2 separate regions of the Homo sapiens genome follow, and region 2 is linked to region 1. A link is an interaction called in ENCODE POLR2A ChIA-PET data of the cell type or tissue named here. Cell type or tissue: GM12878. All regions are shown on one strand. Links, peaks and the distances in the headings refer to the core of each region. The heading gives the core; the rest is flanking DNA.

Region 1 (11,279 bases), core at 1-8,000:
GAAGTGCTGATGTCCAAGGGAAGGAGAAAATGGCTGAATGGCTGTTCCGGGTTAGAGAGAGTGAATTCTCCCTTTCTCTACCTTTTTGTTCCATTCGGGCCGTCTACAGATTGGATAAGGATCACTCACATTGGTGAGGGCAATTTTTACTCAGTCTACTGACTCAAATCTTAGTCTCTTCCAGAAATATCCAGGCATCCTTTAGTCCAGTCAAGTCGACACATAAAATTAGCCATCACACATACATTTATGTGGTCAAGAACGGGTGAGTAACTTTGCCTAAGTCTGGTAGTGGGAATGGAAATCAGGGGTTGGAATGCTGGCATTTCCCAACATCAGACCTGGGCTCAGACAATCAGAAACTCACTTCTCCCCTCCTTCATTCCAGGACTGATTATCTAGCAGAGCATATTCTACTTAGGCTTCATAAACAAAGTCCTCCCTTTGCCCTTGCCCTTCTTCCTAGACTACACAGAAGGACTTTTACCTGGCGAGTTAAGAGCCACAATCAGAGAGTGCGTTAAGTGTTTCACTGTGAGAAGGACAGGGACAGAAAAAGCCTGGCTTTTGAGAGTTCTCTCTCAGTTGGCTGTAGCAGTGGCTCTCTGTGATGCCCCAAGCCCTTTAAGGGGAGCCATGAGGTCAAAACTATTTTTATGATAACACGGAGATGCTATTTGCCTTTTTTACTGGGTTGACTTTGCACTGATGATGCAGTAGCCATGGAGGCGGATGAAAATGGCTGTGTTTTAGGACAAGTCAAGGCAATGGCTGGCAGCAAGCTGTGGTAGCAGTCATTGTGCTCATTGTTACACTCTGGCTTGTAAAATATGCTAGTGTCACTTAAGAATGCCCTTAGGAAGCAGTAGAAATTAATTGTAGTAATCTTGACCCTTGGTTACAGGTCTTTTGAGTATTTTCACACAATACTCATACATAAAGCACCTCTGCTGCTTATATTAATATAAGTGCCATGGTGGGTGGGAGGAAGACTGCTGTGTGGTTGTTGAGTTGTGAGCTAAACGTGCTGCTTTGTTTGAGGAGCACCATTTTACTTGACAGAATGACTGACAGGCAAACTGTGGTCATTCACAGTTGGCTACATGGCAGCAGTTTTCTTGAAAATAACTAAGTGAAGTTGTCATCTCAAGGAAAATAACTGACATTATTTGTTGCCAATGATACAATTCAAGGTTTCAAGTGGAAATCAGATGTTTTAAAAACTTGAATCTTCAGCCAGGCATGGTGGTTCACGCTTGTAATCCCAGTGCTTTAAGAGGCCAAGGCGAGTGGATTGCTTGAACCCAGGAGTTTGAGACTGGCCTGGGCAACATAGCAAGACCCTGTCTCTACAAAAAATGCAAAAATTAGCCGGGCATGGTGGTGTGTGCTTATAGTCACAGCTACGCGGGAGGCCGAGGTGGGAGGATTGCTGGAGCCCGGGGATCAGAGTTATAGTGAACCAAGATTGCGCCACTGCACTCCAGCCTAGGCGACAGAGCAAGACTCTGTCACAAAAAGCAAATGAACAATCAAAAACCCAACTTGAATTTTCCACTGTGGGCCTGACAGCTTCCCAAAACTTCAGAACTTTTCTGATGCTATTTGTAGTGATATTAATAGATGTAATCTTTGGGGATATTATATAATACAATATGCCAACATTTGGAAGATCTGAATAGCTCAGTGAGCTTCCAAATGACCAACGCATGGTGTCCCGTAATCGTGTGTGTATTCATAGTGAAATATAGTCCAATGGAGTTTAAAGTAACAGAGCAGGAAAAGTTCATTGATAATGAATTTGATTCCATTTGCAATTAATCTTTTTAAAAAAACTACCACTTGTTGAGTTTTGAGTTTTTGAATGGCATTAAAGAAGGATATCCACAAGTATCTGAAAGGTTTATAAAAATATTCCTCCTTTTTCCAACTACATATCTGTATAGAGCTGAATTTTCTTTACATATTTCAACCAAGACAGCGTAACAGATTGAATACAAAAGAAGGTATGAGAACCCATACGCTGTCTTCTATTAAGTCAACCATTAGAGATTTATAAAAACATACACATCTTACTCATTTTTTTAAACATGGCTTAAGCTTCATGAAAATGTTATTTATGCAAACGTGATAAGGTTATTATTTTTAAAAAATAAATTAATCAATTGTTTAAAAATTTCCCAGTTTTAAATTCCAGAATGGTATATGTCAATGGATCTGACCCACATAAACAAAAGTTCTTTGGGGTTTTCGATAATTTTTAAGAGCGTAAAGAGGTCCTGACATTGAAAAAAATTGAGAATTGCTTGTCTACAGAGTACGGTAAGGGTCTCTTGGGACTTTCAGGTCTATCAGAAACACACTGGGAACTATCAAAAGTAATGAAAGAATCTGGCCAGTCAGGATATGGAGAATAATTTCTTTGAAACAAGAGTAAACTGTTTCTAGGATACCACATCAATGCATAAGGTGCAGCGGGTGAATCAGAGCCACTGATTAAAAATAAAGGCAACATAAAGTACTGGGTAACTTTGAAAACAAAACAGCACAGACTTCTCTGACTTTAGTTGGTCATAAGAAATTTTCTCCAGCTCTTCATTTTTAAAAAAGAGAAATAATTTAAAGAGCAGGTTTGAATGAACAATAACTCAGTTGGTATCTCAATAAGGCCACTTTACTAGCGGGCAATCTGGGCAAACTAGTCTCTTAAGTTTGACCTTAGTTTCCTTATCTGTAAAATGGGGTAATAACACATACAGTTGTTAGTTATAAAGTGTGACACTGTTTACTTATATACTTGTCCCAGTACACACACACACACACACACACACACACACACACACAAATGTTAAAATATGAAACACTTGGTAAGCAAAAGTTAACCCTGGAAGCGGATTTGGCACAACTATGGGAAATGGTGGCCTTGCCTCATTGAGAACAGAGATTTTCTAACTGTGAAGCTTCTGGGCTCTGCAGTGGTTTGAATTTTGGGAAGTGTTCTGTATGTCCTTTAACTATCTGGTTGTCACTGAACGCTCCCAGCCCAATCATCCCCAGAGACTATTGTAATTAGTAACTGAGTAAGTGACAATGAAAGAGGGTTTATAAAGAAAATATATGCCATCCAAACAGAAAGTTCACAAGTTTCCTGGACACAGCTCTTTCTTTTCTAAATCTGTTTTTTGCTGGCAGGATGCAAGCAGTCTCTTTCCTTTACAGTCACAGATTTCAATGGCATTTTAAAAAGTACTAGGTCTCCTTTCTTTACTCACAGTGTGCATTTCCCAGGCATTTCTACAGAAGTTCAAACAGACTTCAGACACAAGATCACAGAAGATCCTTTCTCCAGAAACAATGACTGTTTCCTGCCTTACCTGCATTCTCAGTTGGTTTGCTTTGGAGGAATAAACTTAGTCTCAAATCCTTCTTCATCCAGGCAGTCATATTGAAACTGGATCAGATGGTGTTTAGATCTTTACAGCCTGTGGCCCTGAAGGAGTTCACCTCACTGAGCATTAGTCTTCTCATCTGTAAGAATATAAGAGTGTCTTTCAACCCCTACCCTGACCCTGTCCCACTGGAGGGCTTGCTTCTAAGAGGACAGCTCCTTTTGGAAGCATGAGCCAGAGACCCAACTTGAACCAGTGTCAGTCCAAGACTTGGATTCTCTTTTCAGGCTTAATGCCACTCTTCTTTTGCTTGTTCTTTCATCTTCTTTTAAATCTTAATTCCAAATGAGTCTCTTTTTTGTCCCTGATTAAGCCTTTTAATAAATCTTTTTTTCCTTGAATGAGTATTAATCCTTTTCCCTGAATAAACATAAAACATGTGCAGTGTTCTTTTGGCCTTCTGCAAGAATACATTGTTCTGTGTGGCCAAGAACCAACCTATCCGAGTACAAAATTTACTGCAAAGAATTTTTAGGTAGTGTCAAACAAGAGCCATTGAGGGCTAACTAACAATAAGCTTTCTACTCTTCTTTAAAGATTTGTCTAGTATATTTTTTAAGACTAACAAATCATCACTGAGTGCAGAAAGCCCAAAATTGCTCAAATAAGATGCATACCAGGTTAGTATGCAGTTCTGCAGCTCAGGGACCTAGGCTCCTCTTGTCTCGTAGTTCTGCTATGAATGGCCTCCATTCTCATGGTTGTTGTCATATTCTGAGACTGTTGCTCCAGCTTCAGCTTTTGCCTCCATACTTAACATTTCAGACTCCAGAAAGGAGGAAAAGGAAGTCCTATAAGAATTTTATTTTCCCCCAAGAAAAAATGCATAAAGTAGTTAAAATTACATCCCATTGGCCAGGACTCAGTCACATGGCTGTATCTAGTAGCAAGGGAGTCTGGGAAATGCAGTCTTTATTCCAGGCATCATGTGCAGGCTAAAAAGGGGAGAGGATTCTATTACTATACAGGAAGAGAAAACTGGGTATTGGGAGGCAACTAACAGCCTCTGTCACCAGTGGTTTTTATGCTGGTCTCACCATCTGGCCAGGAAGGAGAGATACAACAGGCTAAACCCAGAGTTGCCAAACTTTTTCTGTAAAGGGCCAGCTAGTTAATATTTTAGGCTTTGTGGCCATGCTGTCTCTGTTTCAATCACTCAACTCTGCTATTGTAGTGAAAACATGCATTGACAATATGTAAATGAATGTGTGTGGTAGGATTTGACACTTGGGCCTTAATTTGCTTACTCCTGAGCTAAACAGTAATACTAATACTAAAATTAAGACATATTCTTTACTTACTGTGAATGTGCGAGGCACTGTGCTGAGCTGAGCACCTCACAGACATTTTCTTAATTTCCTACAAAAACTCTGTGATGTAGGTAACATCATCATGATCATCACCAGTTTTATCTATGAGGAAACGGAGGCATGGAGAAATGAAATGATTTGCCGAAGGTCAATAGTTTGTAAGTGGCAGATGGGTTTTAAGTGGAGACATCAACTCTGGGACCCATTCCTACCTTTCTCTCTGAGAAAGTCTGGGCAAGGGGGCAACCAGAGGTTCATGACCAGGGATTTGCTCCAAGGCAGTGAATTTAGGAGGCACAAAAGACTTAAATAATGACTTTAAAAGTTTAGTACCTAGTTAGCAAAAATAGTTGGTTGAAGCTGTTAGACAGAGCGTTGGTAAGAAACCTCGCTGTGGGCCGCATCAAGAACTACTTTGTTGATTTAAGGGCTTAAGTGATCTTCTGAGAACCTTAATGTCTCCAAATCAAGGTAACTGGCTGTGTGTCGGTATTGGTGGGGCTTTTAGGGTGAGGGCCCCACTGCAGGTAGCTGTGACTAGGTCGGGGCTGCTGTGTACTAGCATGTGACTATGAAGAGAGCAGGAAGTGACATGTGTAGCTCCATAGGGCTGCTCAGGTCACGGTCTGAATTTCCATATGAGGTGGTCTAGTGGCCGGAGAAGGCAGAAGGAGACAGAATTCCAGGAACTGGGGAAAGCCTGGATGAATGAGAGAGGTGAGAGCCCCAGGGAGCTTTCTTTTCTTTTGTTTTTTAAGACAGGCTGGAATGCAGTGGCACGAACTCAGCTCACTGCAGCCTCAACCTCCCAAGCTCAAGCCATCCTCCCTTGTAGCAGGGACTACAGGCAAGTGCCACCACACCTGGCTGAGTGTTTTTCCTTTCTTTTTTTTTTTTTTTTTTTTTTTTTTTTGCAGAGATGGGGCTCTGCCTTGTTACCCAGGCTGGTCTCAAACTCCTGAGCTTAAGTGATTCACCTACCTCAGCCTCCCAAAGTGCTGGGAGAGCTTTATTTTCAAATAAAGGGCAAGACATTTGATTCGGAGGAGAGATAAAAGAGAAGGTGCCCCCAGATCTTGCTGCTAGAGTAATGCTTGAACCCAGCAGAAAACCCTCCTTCTCTGTAGGAAACTGGCAAGTCTATATTTTTAGCACCTAGCAACCTTGTATGACATACTAAGATTGCCCTCCAATGATGCTATCTCCAGGGAGGGCCGTTTAGCTAAGCAGAGCATGGGCCTCCTTGGCTGGAGCACTGACTTTGCCACCACAAGGCCTAAAGTTCCTTTCCAGCTCTTCATAATTTCTGGAAAGCCACCTGATTTCTCAAATCAGGGATAATTTATTATCAATAATCTGAACATTACATATGGTTTGCAGAGCAGCTGCATGTGTATTATTTCATTTGATTTTCATAACAACTCTGAAGAGAAGTGGTGAGCAAAATGAAATTAACACATATGGCTCTCAAATGCTAGGTGTGGCTGGTTTGATACTTTGCTGTGTACCATCTCATACAGTCCTTCAGCCATCCCGGGAGGTAGGCCATTATTATGTGCCTATTTTAAAGATGGAAAAGTAGACTCAGAGAACTTAAATAATCTGTCCAAGACCTGACGACTCACAGCTGGCATGTGATATTGCTTGACCTTGAACCCCATCTTCTGAAATCAGTTTCAGAGCCCCTCTCACTATTGTTCAGCCGTGGGTGCCCACAGAATGCACAAAAAGGAAGTAAACACTGGTGGATGTCAAGGACTTGGGCGGAAATCATCCTACCCAAATTCCAGAGCTACTGGTTCAAATAAAATTTAAAAACAACAACAGTCCCTGAAGAGAAGTAACCTGTGCAGGAAAACCGAGGGGCCTCTCAGTGGGTGCAGATCAGGCCTGGACATGTAGGGGCTCAGTACACCCTTCTTTAGTAATGGAGACCTGTGGCTGGGGACGGTGGCTCACACCTGTAATCCCAGCACTTTGGGAGGCTAAGGCGGGTGGATTGCTTGAGCTCAGGAGTTCGAGACCAGCCTGGGCAACATGGTGAAACCCCATCTCGGCCAAAAATACAAAAATTAGCCAGATGTGGTGGCATGTGCCTGTGGTCCCAGCTACCTGTGAGGCTAATGAGGAAGGAACGCTGGAGCCTGGGAAGTTGAGGCTGCAGTGAGCTGTGATCATGTAACTGCACTCCACCTGGGTGACAGAGCCAGACCCAGTCTCAAAAATAAATATATAAATAAATATATTTTTTAAGAAAAACAGTGAAGGCCTGTGTTCCTGATGGAACAGTGAACCTAACCAAGAAACAGTTGTTAATTTATTCATTCACCCATTCAACTGACATGTATTGAGAGTCACACTGTTCAGATGCAGGACACAAGAAGGCTGATGTCCAGTGACTACTTTGCAGTCAGGCCAGCTGAGGGTTTACAGATGGGCATCCCTTCTGATGGGTTGGAGTCTATGCCAGACCTGTTGTTAAATAATTTGGATACCACCACTAGATATAGTAATAAACAAGTTCCTGCCCTTGGGGCCTTATACTTTCATGAGGGGAGAGAGCTGATTTAAAGTCAGGCAGTGGTAAGAGCCATAATACCAATAGGACAGGGTGATGTGATGAAGGTGCATTAGGCATGGTAATCCTGAAAGGCTTTTCTGAAGAGGTGATATTTAAGCTGGCATCTAACATCAGGAGGGAGCCGGCCTCTGCAAGAAGGGCATCTCATGGAGAGGGAACAGCCACTGCGAGGGTCTGAGGTGGGAATAAGGCTGGTGTGTTTGAGACAGAAGGAAGTTCAGTGTGACTGGAGCACAGAGGGTGCGGGAAAGACAGGGGTACACAGGAGGAGTGGGGAGGGTGTGGCTGATTCACACAGGGCTCTGAAAGTGTTTGAAATTTCCTCTAAGTTTCAAGGAAACCATCGGAGGGTCTTAAACAAGGAGTGACATGATAGGATTTATGTTCCTAGATGATCACGTGGGTTGCAGTGTGGAGAATGGATTCTAAGGGGGCAAGACTGGATGCAGGGAGACTTGCTGGGAAGTTTTATAGTCATCTGGAGACTGTGACATGGACTGTGGAGACAGCCATGGTGATGGAGTGAAGTGGATTGCTTTGGGCTATATATTGGGTATGGAGTTGACAGCTGATTTGGACATATTGGAAAGGGAGAGGAATTGTGTTTGCCTCCGAGTTTTCGGGCCTGAGCAGTGAAGATGGAGAAGAGCAGGAAAGAGCAGGTTTTTCTGTGTCAGATAAGTTAAGTTTGAGATGCCTGTTAGATGAGTAAGTCAATGTGCTTTTATGTGCAAGACTTGTGGTATAAAAAGTAAACTACATAGATAACATGAAGAATCTCAGTCACATGATTGTAAAGGATTTCTTAAGGCTATTGCTGTGTAAGTGTGATAACATGTCAACACTCAGGGAAACTCTAAGGTGGTTATTAATTTTGGAGGCTATGATGTGCGCAGGAGAGTAGTAGAAGAGATACAGGAGAAGCTGGTGAGAGCCAGCTCATGAGAAGCCTCGTAAGGAGATGATGGGGGAACTACTGAAAAGATTTGAATGAAGAATGATGTGACCACATTGAGTGTTTTAAAAATCATTGTGAATGCAATATGCAGGAAAGATTGGAGGGACGTGAGGCTGGAGTCAGAGTGAACAAGGAAGATTTATTGCCATTGGTCCAGGTGATGGATGACAAAAGCTGGAACTCAGCTGATGACCACACAGAGGAAGCAGAGTGAGCAGATGCAAAAGATTTTCAAAAGACAGATGTGACTGTATTCGGGGATCTTTTGGCTGTGAGTGTGACAGTTTTCAGCGTGGGCGCCTGGGTAGATGCTGGGGCAATCAAATGAGATCCAGAGCATAGGTCCATGAGGACAGGGGTGGATCTTATTCTATTCTGTTTTTCTGGTGCCAACCCTTGTGCCCGTTTTCACTCTGAGGAGCTGATTGGCTTTAGCCTTTCCACTAAGTTCTTCCTCATTCAAGAAAGCCTTGTTCAATGAATTAGCCGAGAGCTAAATGGGATACCTGGGGCAACAGCAACATTTAAGAAGGCATTAAAGAGACTTGGTAGGTGTTAGGGGAACCAGAAACCTGGAGAACCAGGAACCAGCAGAATGGAAAGTGAAGAAATGGTCAACAGCCGTACTGAATGCCAAGGGAAGGTCAAATGAGACAGGGATTTACAAGTGTTCTTCAGGTTAAGGCAGCAGCAGTGTTAACCAGAGCAGCTTCAGTGGTGCAGCGAAGGTGGAAGCCAGGCAGTGGTGGGTGGAGGAATGAACAGGACAGGAAGTGGAAAATACTTGGCTGAAAAACTTGTGGGCAGTGTGGACAGAGTTGGGAGTTTTCTCACTCGTTTCTCAGTTTTCTCTGTGAATTAGGAGGAAGCAGATAGTCTACTGAAGCTGAAGGAAGCCATGTGGAAGATTTAAAGTCAGCAGTCAGTTGAAAAAAAGAGTTTTAGAAAACTCAACTTTGAGAAGTAGAAAACTTTGATAGAGACTTGAGTTTGACCTTGAGTTAGCCAAAGTGCAGAGACATGAAGTCTTCTACTTGAGGTCATAGAATATGTCTCTGTCTGAACTCAGAATTAATCCTGGGGGGAAGAGGGTACACTTGAATGCCTCTGCTCTTGATTTTGAGCTTGGTACCTTTGGACTTCGGTTTCATTTAGTATTCCAGGTCAGGTCAGTTTGTTGTTTTCCGTTTATAGGGTTGATTCACTTTAGCACTTCCAGTAAACACAGAATAGCTTGCATTTGGACTTCTATCCACTGCTGACACCAGTAGAGGCTGGGAGGCTGTTAGGCATTCTAAGTGCGGCCCTTCAGAAAGAGACGTTACACTCTTGTTTCTTCTGATAGATGTTGGTAGCTGTCCAGAGAAAAGTTAAAGTTCCCATTGCTTTTTCCAGAAAGAGTAATGGGGAGCCCTTGTGTTCCAGCCAACAATCCCTCTTCTCAATAAAACAAATAGGTTCTAATGCTGGCAGCGTTCGAAGCTGTTGCTGAGAACATAAAGGCTGCTCTGTCTCACTCCGTGGTAAATATACAGCAAACATTTAACTCATTACTAGATAAATCACACTGAGATGACTCAGAAGAAGATGTGTCTGGTACCGGCTTTTAATTTTTTTTTAACCTTGATGAATATATTTCTCCTTTCTTGACTAATTCATTCGCCAATACTTAACTAAATGTATTTAACAACAGCAATTTAAACAAGGCAACTAATGAGAGAGATGAATTGTTTAAGGAAAATATGTGGCAGAGATTCTTCATGCTCACCCAGTGGTCAGGTGTCCCTCTCCCTTTCCAAGCCTTCATGGGCCAGGTGGGTCTTGGACAATTCTGGCCAATGGGAAAATGGACAGGAGTGAGATGAACATTTCTAGGTAGGCCTGGCACTGAAAATCTTCCTGTGGATCCTCTAGCTCTCTTTTCCCTTCTATGATGATCATGGAGACCATGTGCTGTAGTTGGAATATATTTAAGATGGAGGAGGGCCGCCCAATTTGTATCAGGCACTATGTGATCAAGAAGTAAGTCTTTATTGCATTAAGCCATTGAGATTTCTTTTTTTTAGAAAACTGTTACTGACAAAGCCTATCCCAACCCAATTAATACATAAATCAAATGATATCACCTTATCAGGGAAGACAAGGTCCTTTATAAGTCCCCAGAGATAGCAGACGCCAGAAGGAAATAGAAGAGTTATCTATCTCAGAGCTGTCTAGACAAAGGTCTGCTTTGACTTAACAGCAGAGTCTATACATCTGTAGAAATTTCCAGAGGTCTTTGCATTTAGTTGTTATTGTGGACTATAGTATATTTCTTTGAGGCTTTCAACCATCAGCTAGCAGTCAAAAGAATGACCATTTATGGTCATTTACTCATGTGCTGGCATTTCCCAAGGCCACATTCGCCTATGAGTAAACAGTGGTTGTGATCACAATAGCCTCCCACGGTTCCCTATCTCTTTTTGCTGCCCAGTGGTACAGGTCCTGTTATGGGGCATCTCTATAGGATGCCTCCCATGCAATACTGAACAAGTCTGATCATCTACAGCTCTCAAATGTCATGCTCATTTGTTCTCTTCTTTTGTGGCAGGCCCCTCCATGGGGTACTAGGTTTCTGCCAGGTATTCCTTCCTGCTCACCCTGTACATGCCTATTGCTGAGTCTGTCTGAGGCCATCAGGGACCACCTGTAGTTCGGCGTTACTTCCGTTTTTGCTGGGCACAACCGGTAGATAAACTTAGTGAGAACACAGTGCTGTACTCAGACTTACTTCCTCCTACAATGACTAAGTCAAGTCATCTGTCTCTCATTTTCTTCACTTTTAGAATACATTTTATCCAAGAGACTTTTGTCAGGTCCACCTCACCAGTTTTCCAGATACATGCCAGACACGTTGAATCTAGCCCTATTTATGAGGCAAACAGTGAGCCCTGTGACACCTGTAATTATCATTCTCTTAAACATTTTGTTAATGTTGATGT
Region 2 (8,000 bases), core at 1-8,000, 150 kb before region 1:
TAACTAACCAGTAGTCATAAATCATCCACGAAAATGTTTGCCAAACACATACTATATGCATAGCACTGTGAGCCTGTGGAAGAATCAAAGACATATAAAACCAAACTTTTCCCCTAGAAAGGGAGACAAACCACAGATTTCTGAAAAGGTAACATGAGTACATGCCAAATATTAAGTGGTAATGAAGTTCAATAGAGAATTAATATTGTAGGCTACCGAAGAAAGGACTGAGTTAATGAGGAAGGTATGGCCTGATGGTTTTCATAGAATATGTAGAACTTGAACAACAACAACGACAACAACAACAATTCTTGGTGAAGAGAATGGCACGAGTAAAGAAGAATATAAAGGTGAGAGTTAAGTAAAAGCATGTTCCAAACAAGATGGCTGGAACAGATCTGGCTGGAGCTAAATATTTGTATTGAAAATGTTGTTGAACAAATTGTTGCAAAAGCAGATTGGAATTAAATAACAAAGGAGTTTTGAAAAATAAGTCACGCTAGAGTTTGACTGTATTATAAGCAATGAGGAGAGCTACTGAAAGTGGATGAACAGAGAAGTAAAGACACAAAGGGTATTCAGGGAAGAGAAGTCTATTGATACTTAAGATGAATAAAAAGATGAAAAACCTTTGGCAAGATGAGCAGTTAGAAGACACAAAGTAACGAGAGTTTGATAATGGAAATAAATTTTAAAATAATATAAATTGTCAACACAATTTGGCCACAAGAGAGAAACAATTCAAATAAGCCTGGAAGATTAAGAACCTGACAGAAAGGAGAGTTTTAGACTTAAGAAAGATGAATAACCAAGTTAAAATGTCCACAGGCAGTTTGATATGAGATAAAAATCATATTAAGAAAGAAGTGGACTAAAAAGGCATCTTGATGCCTTGTTAAGGAAATGACAGTTCACATTGTTTCAACAGGTAATATAAAAGGATAGTGAGCAAGGTTTGACTTCCCCCTTCCTAAAACCAACAACTTAAACCTCTCATGGTAGAAAAATCCTTTTATCCTACTAATAACTCTTAATTGATACATACTAATTTTTCAAATAAAGTTGAAAAACTGATCACAATCTTTATCAACGATTCCTATTATAATTAGATCTTATCTTTTGCCAAACCTGATTGGCCCTTTTTGCTTTAAGTTAAATTTATTGCCATTCCAAGTAAATTCTTCTTCCTTCTAAGCCAAAGCTCAGAGAGTTTATCTTCCTCTCACCTCCTCTCTGTCATCATTCTCAATTTAAAATTTACATTCCCTACCAAATCCAATTCCACATTTCCTTTGTAAAAGCTTGATACTCATATTTAGCCTTCCTCTTTAATTCTCTTGAGCGCTCAAAAATTCCTTTAATCCTTTGTAATCTCTGTAATTATTCAATATGTTCATATCAAAAAGCAATATTCTAGCTCAGTTATGCCATAATTTATGTGCACTCAAATTATTTACACTCTACAGACATTACTTTCTTAATAGCAAAACATAAAAGAACTTACAGGGGTTTTATAAGGTTACATTAGGACAAAAGGAAATGTACTTTTTATTAAAATTTTTATTTTAGAAAATTTTAAACATATATAAAAGAGAGAGGAAATATGATAAACTCCCACATACTTATCACCCATCTTTGTTCGTTTGATGTATATGCCTCAGCTACTCCCCCTACCAAACTAGATGAAGTCTCAGACATTATCTCGTTTTGATTTGTAAATACTTCAATATGTACTGTAAGAGACAGGACTTAAAAACATAACCACAATGCCATGATCATACCTTAAAATAATCAATTCTTAGCATCACCTAATATTCAAATAGCACTAAATTAAAGCATAAAAATGTCTTTGTACAGTTAGTTTAAATCAGGATCTAAATAAGGCCTACATATTTCATTTGGCTGATAAGCCTTTTAGGTTTCTTCTAATAACCAGCCCCTCCCCTCTTTTAAAATTTTTTCTAGCCATTTGTTTGTTGAGAAAACTTGGTATTTGTGTAGTAGAATTTCCCCTATTCTGGACTGCACCCCGTGGTCAATCAATTTCCCCTGCATTTCATTGTAAACTAGTAGTTATATCTAGGGATGTGATGAAGTCCATGTTTGAATTTTTGGTGACCATCACAGACATCCACTGTCAAATCATACAAGGAGACACAGCAATGTTTGCCTGTCTTTTTGTGATTTTAAAACCAACTGGTAGATTCAGATGTTGTCAGCTTGATCCAACTGATGATTTTTAGCAGCTATTGATGATCACTGCTTAGAAACACTATTTCATTAGGGGTGCTAAACAGTAATACTGGAATGTCCCAATTATAAGATTTTGGCCAGGCGCAGTGGCTCACCCCTGTAATCCCAGCGTTTTGGGAGGCCAAGGCGGGATGATCGCTGGGCCCAGGAGTTTGACACCAGACTGGGCAACATAGTGAGACCCTGTCTCTAAAAAAAAATCTTGTTTTTAATTAGCCAGGTAGAGTAGGACACCTGCAGCCCCAGCTACTCAGAAGGCTGAAGTAGCAGGAGCACTTGAACCCAGGAGGTTGAGGCTGCAGTAAGCCATGATCATCCCACTGCTGCATTCCAGCCTGGGTGAGAGCGAGACCCAGTCTCCAAAAAACATAAAATGGATTTCATCTTCATTCTTAGCAGCAATTCTTCCTTGAATGCTTGCTCTCTTCAACTATTTGGTTACATTCTGCACAGAAGAGGCAGGATAAAAAAATTCTTTTCACTAGTTTTCAGAGTAACAAATTTGGTCCCTAGCAACCTCCAAAGGTGACTATGATTTATTTTTAGTATCATTATAAACTCATGTGTCTTTAATATTTTGATGTGTTTCAATCAGTTTTGGTCATTATGTCCCCTCTTCAAGTTACTGGGAACAGCTTCAAGTTGGCTCCTCGGTATACGACATGAATCCAGTAGTTTTTCAAAGCTTCTCTGCTTTCTGATATGACAAGATGTTCTAGCTTATCATGTACATCTACTCCAGACTTGCAATCAGCCATTTCTCAAAGCAGCCCTGGTTACTTTTAGTGAGAAAGGGTAGAAGACTCTCTTGAAGTGTATCAAAAGGGGTGGGATATGAGTTTTTAGAAGGTGGAAAATCACTGCTTTTTGGTATACAGCCACAAATCTGCATTCTCCTCAAAGCTATAAAAAGGTCTGAATCATTAATTCCAGTTCCTCTTTCATTTTTCCCCAAACTCCTGCACAGACACAGAAATTACAGATAGTATCAAAGCATATATACCCTATGGCATTCATTCACTCCTTTAACCAACATTTACTGAGCATTCATTAGCAAGGAGAAAGGAATATGATCGCTGATCGCAAGAATCTCAGTCTAGTGGAGGAGAATAATGTGAACACAAATGAAATGCAGTATGGTAGGTGTTATCATAGAAATATGGATAAGGACAATGGGTGAAGGTCATCTGAGAAGGTTCCACTAAGTACATGGCACTTAAATATTAAGTGTTGCATATACTGAATGAAAAATACTTAATGCAGTACTTTGAAAAGAAATACCAATTTTAAACTTACAGATTCAATCGTCATGTTAAGAGAATTTAAAAACGGTAAAAAATTAAGTTAAAAAACCAAAGTGAAAACTATGCAATATTTTCACATTCTTCTAAGTTTTCAGATTTAATTACCAAATATAAAAATCAACTTTAAAGATATAAATTACACCTGCTGGTTATAAGTTATCTTACAGAATTCACAGCAGAAGGAAAAGATATGAGTAGTTCCAAAAAGAGGGAACTGTGCAACAGATAAACTTAAGAGAAAAGAGGATAGACACTTTTGTTCTCTCCCTGACAAGCAAGATGTTTAAAAAGAACAGGTACACAGAATTGGTAGCATGGCATGATCCTTTACTAATTTTAAAAAGTTCTGAACCAGTATACTGCAGGAAGGATCTGTCAAAAGAACAGAAACCCACCCAACTGAGAAAGGAAGAGCAGCCCCAAAAGAGACGCTGTCATTTAGAGGTAGCTTAATTTGCCCGTTTAAAAATATTGCTCTAAATTTGGGAAAACTTGCACCCCAGCTGAAACCACAGAGGAAGGAGCTCTTCCTATTCCTTTCTTGTCAGATTTCTTGTTATATCAGCTAAAAAGTACATTACCTGGATACCCTAAATTATTATCAACTCACTTTTAAAAAGTGTGGTCTGTTTCAGGCAAGCAAAGTATTTCATTTTCATTAACACCAGGTGTTGGGAAGCATGCTAAGTAGAGGAGTTTGCTTTTGTAAAGCCAGATTAACATAGGGAAGGTGATATTACTAGATGCCCAAAGGAAACGGAAAACCATTCATTTTTTATTTTTGGGTTAAAGCTTAATTATTTTATTTTTAAATAGATAATTTATTAACACAGATTAAAACAATAAAAAAAAGATACCTGTTGAGAAGTCTGAGTCCTAACTCTGTCCCATCAGGCCTGTTCCCTCTGGCCTACCATGGATAAACATCTTTTATTAATTTTGTTTTTAATTCTTCCAGTATTTCTTTATGCAAACAGAGACAAATACATGGATGTGTAAATATTTATTTGTCTTGCTCTGTCTATATACTCTGCTCTGCATCTTGTTTTTCTTAACACATACCAGAGATTATACTGTAAGAGTACATTAGAGTGCTCTATTTTTTTTTTGAAAATATTTTAAAGTAATTCTACAAAAGGCTCTATGTTTTACTCCCAGTTACGGTATTTCAAAATCTCTATACCTGTACTATATGTAGGGAAATGCTCTGGACAGTTCTTTCAATACGAAGTCTACAGAAATTTATCAAAGAACTTACAGTATCTTTCTGTTAGTTTTTTAATAACCTACTGAACAGCATAGCTTTATTTTACCACAAAATTCTCTTTTACTTGAAAAGTTAGGGAGAAGTTACTTGGGTTCTAGGGGGGAGACTATTTTTCCCCACTATCTCCGCTCCTTTCCCACACTTTCTTTTAACTTCTGACTCCATCTTTATTACATGTTTTTATTCTCTCATTTTTTTTTCACATTTTATATTAACAAATGTAAACCACTGATTCATTTACCAAATATACCTTATGGGCTTTCTGCTGTTGTTATTCCTTTTAGTATTGGCTGCTAACATTTATTGAATACTCACTATGAATCAGTTACCCTACTGGTTGTTTTATCTACATTGTCAAATTTAACTCTCTGTGTAGTTTTTTTTATTCCCACTGTACAGTGGAGGAAATGAAAGTCAGAAAATGAGGGTCAGAGAAGTTAATTAAGTTACTGCTAGCAACTGTCAAAACTTGAACTCAGTTTGGTTTATCACCAAAAGATATGCTCTTAACCATTATACTATAAGAAAAGGCATTGCTGGTGGGAGAATTCCATGCAGCTCAGGATGACCAGAACATAGGGTATGAACAGGAAGGACTGGACAAAGATCAGGGTGTAGAAACAGCCAGGATTCCAGATCACAGACCTTGTATGCCCTAGTCAAGCTATATGAGCTTCATTCAGAAGGGCACAGGGAACAATCAACAGGTTTTAAGTGTGTGAACAGCTCTGCACTCTGGCAGAAGAGGATAGATTGGAGAGACCAAAACTGGGTTAGGTAAAGGCAGGTAGACCAATTAAAAGGTGATAATGGTGATAAGGGTGTGAACAAAATGTAGTCATTATTATAAATTACAGATTTGATAAAAATTTCATATAATTTCAAACTTTAAAAATCACTTCAAGAGTAAATATGCTTGACTGAGCCCCGGACACTTTTTTTTTTTTTTTTTTTTTTTTTGAGATAGGGTCTCTCTCTGTTTCCCAGGCTGGAGTGTAGTGGCGCGATCCCAGCTCACTGCAACCTCTGCCTCCTGGGTTCAAGCAATTCTCATGCTTCAGTCTTCTGAGTAGCTGGGACCACAGGTGTGGGCTGCCACACCTGGCTAATTTTGGTATTTTCAGTAGAGACAGGGTTTTGCCATGTTGGCCAGGCTGCTCTTGAACTCCTGGCCTTAAGCAATCCACCCGCCTCAACCTCCCAAAGTGCTGGGATTACAGGAGTGAGTCACAGCACATGGCCCCAAATACATTTCTGATACAAAGATTTCCAGTTTAATAAAATAGAAAGGCACAACTATCACTCAATATTTGGAATTGTAAATTTCCAAAACTGTGTATACTAAGAACAATGTACAAATTAGAGGGTGATACTAATTGGAAAACTTACAAATTAAATTTAAAAATATAAAAACAGACTTTTTTCCCCCATTTGGAATTGGGACCTTAGGCATTGTCTAGTCAAACTCTTTTATTTTACAGATTAAAAAAACCTAAAGCACAGAGGGCATATTCTTTATCAGATATGCTTGGGGTGCCCATTTAGGATTATAACCCAAGTTTCCTGACTCTTTAATCATTTTTCTCACTTTCATACTAAGATCTGAAATTAGCTCTCCTGGCAGAACAGGTGGGAGAAAAGTTAAGAAAGCTCATGTCTAGTAAGTACAGATATTATCAATGCTTTACATTCAGATCTCATTTAACTCTCACATCTACTCTACAAGTCAAGTATTATCCATACTACAGATGGGTACAGAAAGCTCCATCTTGCCAAAGGCCACATGACTATCAGACACCAAAGCTTATCTCTTTTCATCATAATACACTAACACCAACAAGAAGATAACCTAAAAGAGTTTTTCTTCCAATGTTTAAAAAAATACCAGGTTTGTATTAACAAATTCAGAAATCATTGAACACTGACCTGTAACATGCACCTGGATACAACAACTTCAGGTACTTCAGGGAATTTTTGTCGCAGGTCATGTAAAACCTGAAAATCAATTTGGTGGCTTCCTTGGGCCATTCGTATATTGCCTGATCAGGACTATTTGTACAGTAGGCAATTCTAGGCCTTAGTGGAAATAGTACTCATCTCTTCTGTCCAAGCATTTTCTGTGAAAGAAAGAAAAAAAATTTTAATGAGAACTGATTATAGAAGGAATATTGTTGTGGATTTAAAATTTCAGTACAAAAGAATATGTGCTTTAGCACTTAACATTATAAACTATAAAAATATTTAGACCTAAAATGCTTTCCATATAGTTATACTATCTTTTTAGTATAAACTCTGATGGTAAACTTTCATACTGTCTAACTCTTATGTATTTATATGCTCTATAATGGCTGAGCCAAAAAGCATTCAAGTAAGAAATTACTTTCAAGGTTGTCTTCCCAGATTCTTTTAAAAAGGGAGAAGAAATAGTATCACTGATTTTTTTCTTAATGATTATCCCAAGGTGAGTAATCTAAATTCTTAAAGTTTGGATACTGAAAAAATTTGGTACTACAAATGACTCCGTTTTGTCTAAAACTTAATGATTCAAAACCCAATGCATTCAATATTTTGCTTTATCTTTCAAATATACTTAATCCTTAAATGCACAATCAATTCATTCTTAGGAGCTTAGTAGCATTTTATTCCCTCTGCTTCTATTAAATCAGTATTTTTAAAATACTAATATTTCCCAAGGGGTTTGATTTAATTGGCTGAGGAGTGAGCAGCCTGGGCATATGGAGTTTTAAAAGATCCCAAGGTGATTCTAATGTGTGGTCGAAGTTGAAAACTACCCACCTTATTTTTATTCCTATTGTTTCTAAGGTAAACCATGTTTAATGTTGAAAAATCTTTTGGGGATATAAATAGGAGATAAGTACATTAACCTAAATAAAATATTAAGACATTTAAAATCATGCTATTTGAAAATACCTTTCATTAGGACAAATTTCATAAGAAGACAATCTCTTTAAAACTAATTTCTTATTTGTGGTATTTCTCTTTTTAACCTCGTTAACATAAGCCTAAAAATACAGGTCTATATATTCATGAATGTAGAAATTGGGTCTCTTTTATTATTGTATATCTAGCATTTTATAAACAGTCTTCAGCATAAGAGTAGATATTTAAAATAGTTTTGAGTAGATTTATAGAACTCCTCAGTGCTCAATAAAATA

What was found. ChIA-PET counts read pairs that join two places held together with the same protein. Peaks named below come from ENCODE experiments on the same cell type or tissue, not always from the same donor. Only the 100,000 strongest peaks of a DNase experiment are listed, where the experiment ranks them.
Region 2: POLR2A ChIA-PET joins it to region 1 with 7 read pairs; 1 of 35 experiments calls an interaction of 5 or more read pairs at or near these places.

The regions. Positions count from the first base shown.
Region 1 is chr6:149,210,872-149,222,150 of GRCh38, reverse strand. It overlaps a transcript of TAB2 not described here. Among named protein-coding and RNA genes, the nearest start is that of TAB2-AS1, 41 kb to the left of the region's middle. RefSeq lists enhancers at 4,285-4,374, 8,940-9,059. In GM12878, for the core only: no CTCF peak of the experiment used is centred there; a DNase peak (open chromatin) is centred at 4,526.
Region 2 is chr6:149,368,850-149,376,849 of GRCh38, reverse strand. TAB2 (TGF-beta activated kinase 1 (MAP3K7) binding protein 2) reads right to left here. Exons shown (of 7, transcript NM_001292034.3): 2 at 6,751-6,941. The coding sequence starts at 6,852. Among named protein-coding and RNA genes, the nearest start is that of SUMO4, 27 kb to the left of the region's middle. In GM12878, for the core only: no CTCF peak of the experiment used is centred there; no DNase peak of the experiment used is centred there; H3K4me3 peaks cover 319 bases; H3K27ac peaks cover 524 bases.